2 separate regions of the Homo sapiens genome follow, and region 2 is linked to region 1. The links are chromatin loops, found by intact Hi-C in ENCODE. Cell type or tissue: Calu3. All regions are shown on one strand. Links, peaks and the distances in the headings refer to the core of each region. The heading gives the core; the rest is flanking DNA.

Region 1 (2,921 bases), core at 277-2,776:
CTACTCTGGAGGCTGAAGCAGGAGAATTGCTTGAACCTGGGAGGCGGAGGTTGCAGTGAGCTGAGATCACGCCACTGCACTCCAGCCTGGGTGACAAGTAAGACTCTGTCTCAAAATAAATAAATAGATAAATTTTTAAAAAGCATATTTTAGCTACTGTGATAAAGTATAGTTATATCACAATCAGTGATCTATAAAGGGTTTCCTTGAAATTGAGTTGATTCAACCAAGTTAATGAAGTTCTTATAGTGTCTTTTACTCTACTAGGTCATGTGATGAACATCTAAAAAGTTAATGTATATACAGCCTGACTTTGTGAATCTTCTAGTCTCGTAAACACAGTAATATTTGCTTACTTGAAACAACTAGGTAGTAGTGCTTGGTGGGAAAGGTACATTCACGTGAAAATCCAGGAGAATTACCCCTAAGTCTCCAGAGTCTTCATGCTGGAAATAAATAATTCCCTAAGTGTGAGATATGCATGATTTCATTTCTTTTTCTAAGGAGTTCTAATGTTTTAAATGTGGCAAGCTCCTTGCTGTATTTTCAACTTGGTTTGTAACAAAACAAGGACAAGCGAAACAAAACAAAAACCAAACTCTTCACAGAACTGGCATGTATTGGATCTGGAATCTCGGACTGGCTAATTTTATATTACTTTTAAATGTTATTAGACTTGTGTCTTGCTGTAATTAAACATTTTATGAAAACGAGTATAGTAGATTAGTAAACAAAATAATCCAGGCTGGCTGCACAAAAACTTTTATTTTTTCTTAGTTCCATTTAATACTGTGAACTAAACTAGTCTTTCTCCCTTCCTGCTCTTCATATAAATAACTTGATCCCTTGAGATCTCAGTGGCCTGCACTTCTCTGTTTCATGTCTCACACACTGCTGAGACTTTCAGAAGCAAGGAGATGCTCAGAGAGGACAAAAGAAACTTGGATTTTGGTAACAAAATCACATTCAACTTTGTAACATATGAACTCTACGTTGTGAAGGATATAAAAAGACTAAGTATAATTGTTGCCTTCAATACACTAGTAATTTAAAAGAATTAGTAGTAATATATAAATATTCCAAGTCTTATAAATATGATTGATTGATTGATTGATTTTGAGACAGAGTCTTGCTCTGTCCCCCAAGCTGGAGTGCAATGGCGTGATCTCGGCTCCCTGCAACCTCCCCCTCCGGGGTTCAAGCGATTCTCCTGCCTCAGCCTCCTGAGTAGCTGGTATTACAGGTGCCCGCCACTATAACCTGGCTAATTTATTTTAATAAGCTTATTGGAACTCACAGATCTTAATATTGTTCCCCTAATCTTTATACAGTGCCCCATGCCTGTACGCTCTCTGCCTCCCTCCTCCTCCTCACTCCAAGCTGGCATCCTGATTGGTTCTACCTTGAGCTGAGCTCAGTCTCTAACAGTTCCTCACCTGCATGGCCAGGAAGTGCAGCAACTGGCTTAGCCCCACCTTCTGGCCGGCTTGTGTTAACTGCATATCCAGAGTCTGAGGAAATGCGAGTGCCAGGTAACCTTGAGTCATCTTTTTAGCTTTTTCCTCCTTAGTGGTCGGCCTGAGAATTTACCTAAAAGACCAATCTCCCGTTAGGTCTATAGAGCTTCCTGAACCTCACCAGCCTTATCAAAGCAGGATTGGGCTTGGATTCCTGTCTCTTGCCAGTTAACCCCTGTTTCAATTATCTATTGCTACATAACCTACTGCCCCCAAATGCAGTGGCTTCAGATGGTTTCTTCACTCGCATGTCCATTACCTTGGTGTCCCTTGGCTCCTCTCCCTCTCACTCTCTCAACCTAGGCTCACCCTTCAGCACCTAGTCACAGCTTGGTCTTATGCATGAAGGTCTCAGAGTAGGTGGATTTATTGCATGGTCCCTGGCTTCTTCAGAGAATGTTCTAAGAGACAGAATTTGGAAGTTGTGAGTCTTGTAAGGCCTGGGCTCAGAAACTGACACAACATCACTTCTGAAAAATTCTATTGGTCACAGAGTCTGCCCCAGTTTCAAGGGGAGGGGACAAAGACTCCATCTCTTCATGGGAGGATTGTCAGAGTTTCAGGCTATCTCTAATGTGCAATTACCCCTTTTCCTAAAGTCCCTGTGACTTCAACCACTGGTCAGAGTCCTGCTGTGGTTGACTGAATCATTAGGAGCAACTTGATGGAGCTGAACCTGATCCATTTGTGTTCATGCCGCAGCATCTACCAGATCATGCGCCAGTGCCGATGACTTCTGAACCCTTTCTCATGAGCTTCTGCTTTTGGGTCCTGAGCTTGGCCTTCACAAATGCCCTTCCTGGGAGCAGCATCTGTGACCAGCTGTAGTAGTCAGGGTTCTCCAGAGAAAAAGAACCAATTATGTGTGTGTGTGTGTATTTGTATGTATATTATGATAATTACTATTATAAAGAATTGGCTCATGTGATTATGGAGGCAGTCAAGTCTCAAGATCTGCATGGCAGGTCCACTAGAAACCCAGGAGAGCTGATGGTCTAGTTCCAGTCCACATCTGAAGGCCTGAGAATCAGGACAGTAGATGGTGGACTTTCTGTCAAAGGCCAGCAGGCTTGAGAGTCCAGAAGAGCTAATGTTTCTGTTCAAGTCCAAAGGCAGGAAAAAAGCTGATGTCCTGGTTGAAATGGACTCAGGCAGAAGGATTTCTCTCTTACTCAGGGCAGGGTCAGCCTTCTGTTCTATTCAAACCATCACCTGATTGTAAGAAGCCATCTTAGGGAAGGCAACCTGCTTTATTCTCTCTTCTGATTTAATCTCATCTCAAAACACCCTCACAGAAATACCTAGAATTGTATTTGACAAAGTATCTGGGCACACTGTGGCCCAGTCACATTGACACATAAAATTTACCATCACCAGTTCAGTTTCCCCAGCCCTGCATCCTTT
Region 2 (2,921 bases), core at 200-2,699, 58 kb before region 1:
GGTTCCTGTCCCCTCATCTCCTGAAATTCTTGTTCATTAGGTCTGGGTTGGGGCTCAAGTGCTGCGTTTCAGACAAACTTTCAGGTGATGGTGCTGCTACTGGTCTATAGACAAACTTTAAATGGCACTGTACTAATTAACAGGTGACTCACTCAAGGTGCTCTTGAGCAAGCCGACCCAGAATGTCTCTATGACTTGTCATCTAAGCCTTCCTCATCTCATTTCACCTGCTGCTCTATTCAAAAGCCTCCTATATTTCACTAAAATCCTCCGTCTTAGTGAATCCTTCCATAAAACACATAATTAGCACTTACATCATGCACATATACTTTTTTTCATTTTAATATGTTACATGGATAAAAGCCTCCTTGATCAGCAGTAGTAGGATCTTCTTGGTAGTTCTAATCACTGGTATTTAGGCAACAAGTATCAGTACCTTACGGGTACCTCAACATGCCTTCTCTTTTTCTTTCACAATAATAAAATATTTGGCTGAGTCCATGGAAGTCAGAAATAAATAGAACATTTTTGAGCCTCCATTGCAGCTAAGATTAGTTCTGTCATCAGTGGGATTTAGGAGGAGGTAGAGTATGGCACTTTCCAGGAACCTTCCTTACCAGACAGCTCCCAAACACCCATTGTCTCCCATTCTCCCTTTCCTCCATTTGGTGGCTTGGCATGAGTTACCATACCTGGCACCATAAAGTTAAGGCCACACACAAGAAGTAAGTAGAAGGAGTCCAGGTCCCTGTCACCATGGAAAGCCTTGCCATGGAAAGCTCTGGACCACCTGTCTAGAGCTCTACAAGAAAGAAGTACTCATTTCTCTCCTGTTTAGCTGATTGTTAGTTCGGGTTTTCTGTCATTTGCAGCTGAACCTAATCTTTTTTTGTTTGTCTTGTTTTGTTTTGTTTTGTTTGTTTGTTTTTGAGATGGAGTCTCACTCTGTCGCCCAGGCTGGAGAGCAGTGGCTCAATCGATCTCAGCTCACTGCAAACTCCGCTTCCCAGGTTCAAGCGATTCTCCTGTCTCAGCCTCCCGAGTAGTTGGAACTACAGGCATGCACCACCACGCCTGGCTAATTTCTTTGTATCTTTAGTAGAGACAGGGTTTCCCCATGTTGGTCAGGCTGGTCTCCAACTCCTGACCTCAAATGATCCGCCTGCCTGGGCCTTCCGAAGTGCTGGGATTACAGGCATGAGTCACCCCGCCCAGCCAGCTGAACCTAATCTTAACTAAATCAGTGGGGCAATTAGAAGAGGTATCTAAAAAGTTAAGTCTCAGCAAAGGAACCCTTTGTTCCAACCTGACGAACTCCAACAGTCTCGTTTGTGTGGTTACAGGATTGTAAACATTTAGATCCTGTCAATGCCTTAAAACATCTAATTGACCAAGACATGCTCTCATAAATCCACTAATTTAGTACATTCTGTTTCTGTTGCCACATAGTACATAATATGCTTGTGTACATAATTACATAATTAAATGCTTATAAACCCTCTGAGCAAATACATTTATGTGCTTATCATTAACCTAAAACATTTCTCTCCTGATAGGTATTACTCATCATTTCCACATCTGTTACATGATTCTTTTTAAATTTCTTCCCTTACCGTATTCCTCCCCCACCAAAAAACTAAAAGAATCATGTAGACATTTATGGCCGTATTTCTATATATTTAAGTTCAATCTCATCATGTCCTCTCTCAATTTTTTCACAATTTGTGATTATTAAATAACATATTGACCAAGAATTCATATTCAAAGGAAATGAATACTCAGTAGAGTATAATTGTGTGTGTGTGTGTGTGTGTGTGTGTGTGTGTGTGAATAAAAAAATGATAGACTTCAGGTTACGATTTGATCAGAAGCTTTGAAAAGAGAATAATCTGTAGATATAAGTACTTAAGTGATAAGTTGAAATTGTTCTTACTTTTTATTTCCATTTTGGTGACCACGGAGATACTATAAGCAAAGAACACCATCAGAGATTAGCTATGGGTAGCAGTGATATTATTTGGTCTTAAATCTACATATTCTCTGTTTTTTGTTAGCATTATAATCAGTTCCTGTTTTTATGTTTCATGATAAAGGCAAGTGGATTTTTGTAATACTTAACTATTTATTATAAAGTTTTTGCTGTGTCTCCCCAGACTGGACCATTTATCCATGAAGCTTGAGTGACTAGAAGGCTTGTTAGACTTGTTCATTATAGGAAAATGTGCTTGCTCACTTGTCATTAAATGTATCAGTTGTGTGCTAAAGCCTACTCACACCAGCCTGCAAAAGCCAGTGAGGAATATATCTTCCCAACTCTGCTTTCAGTGACTTCATGTTATTTGCTTGAAATAAGCCAGAGTAGGAATATTATTGACACCACCAAAATAGGCAAATGCTAAAAATCACAGCTCTTTTCTTACCCTAGAGAGCTGGTTGTAAAATATTTACCAGCACATTACTAAAATATTTGTTTTAAGAAATTTAATCTGCTCACTTAAGTTGTAAATGAACTCACTAAATTTGTGTTAATTAATTTACCGTTCTATCTACTATGTATTTCTTATTAAGCATGGAACATTTTGATTCACTCTTATACATATGGAAAAATTGAACTCTGGCAGAGTTTATTCAAAAATTTGTCTTTGTACTTATACTTGCTTTTTCAGTTTCTCTCTTTTCTTATTTAATTTTTGTCCACTCGATATATAAAAACAGATGGAGGTATGTTTAAATATTCCCACTAATGGTTTTGTCAGTTTCATATTTTAAAGTTATATCATTTAGCTTATAGAAATTAATACTGTATTTCTGTTGTGTATTCTACCCTTAATATAAAATGATTCTTTGTTCCATTTAATGATCTTTTTCTCAATTTCTAGTTTGATAATAATAATGGCACTTTTCCTTTGTTTTACTCTCAC

The links. Peaks named below come from ENCODE experiments on the same cell type or tissue, not always from the same donor. Only the 100,000 strongest peaks of a DNase experiment are listed, where the experiment ranks them.
Region 2: it touches region 1 in a loop (3-fold over the local background); 2 of 110 quality-filtered maps call a loop at or near these places.

What each region holds. Positions count from the first base shown.
Region 1 is chr2:168,335,530-168,338,450 of GRCh38, forward strand. No RefSeq gene overlaps it. Among named protein-coding and RNA genes, the nearest start is that of STK39, 89 kb to the left of the region's middle. In Calu3, for the core only: a CTCF peak has its summit at 1,475 (motif pointing left); a DNase peak (open chromatin) is centred at 1,452.
Region 2 is chr2:168,277,306-168,280,226 of GRCh38, forward strand. No RefSeq gene overlaps it. Among named protein-coding and RNA genes, the nearest start is that of STK39, 31 kb to the left of the region's middle. In Calu3, for the core only: no CTCF peak of the experiment used is centred there; a DNase peak (open chromatin) is centred at 1,206.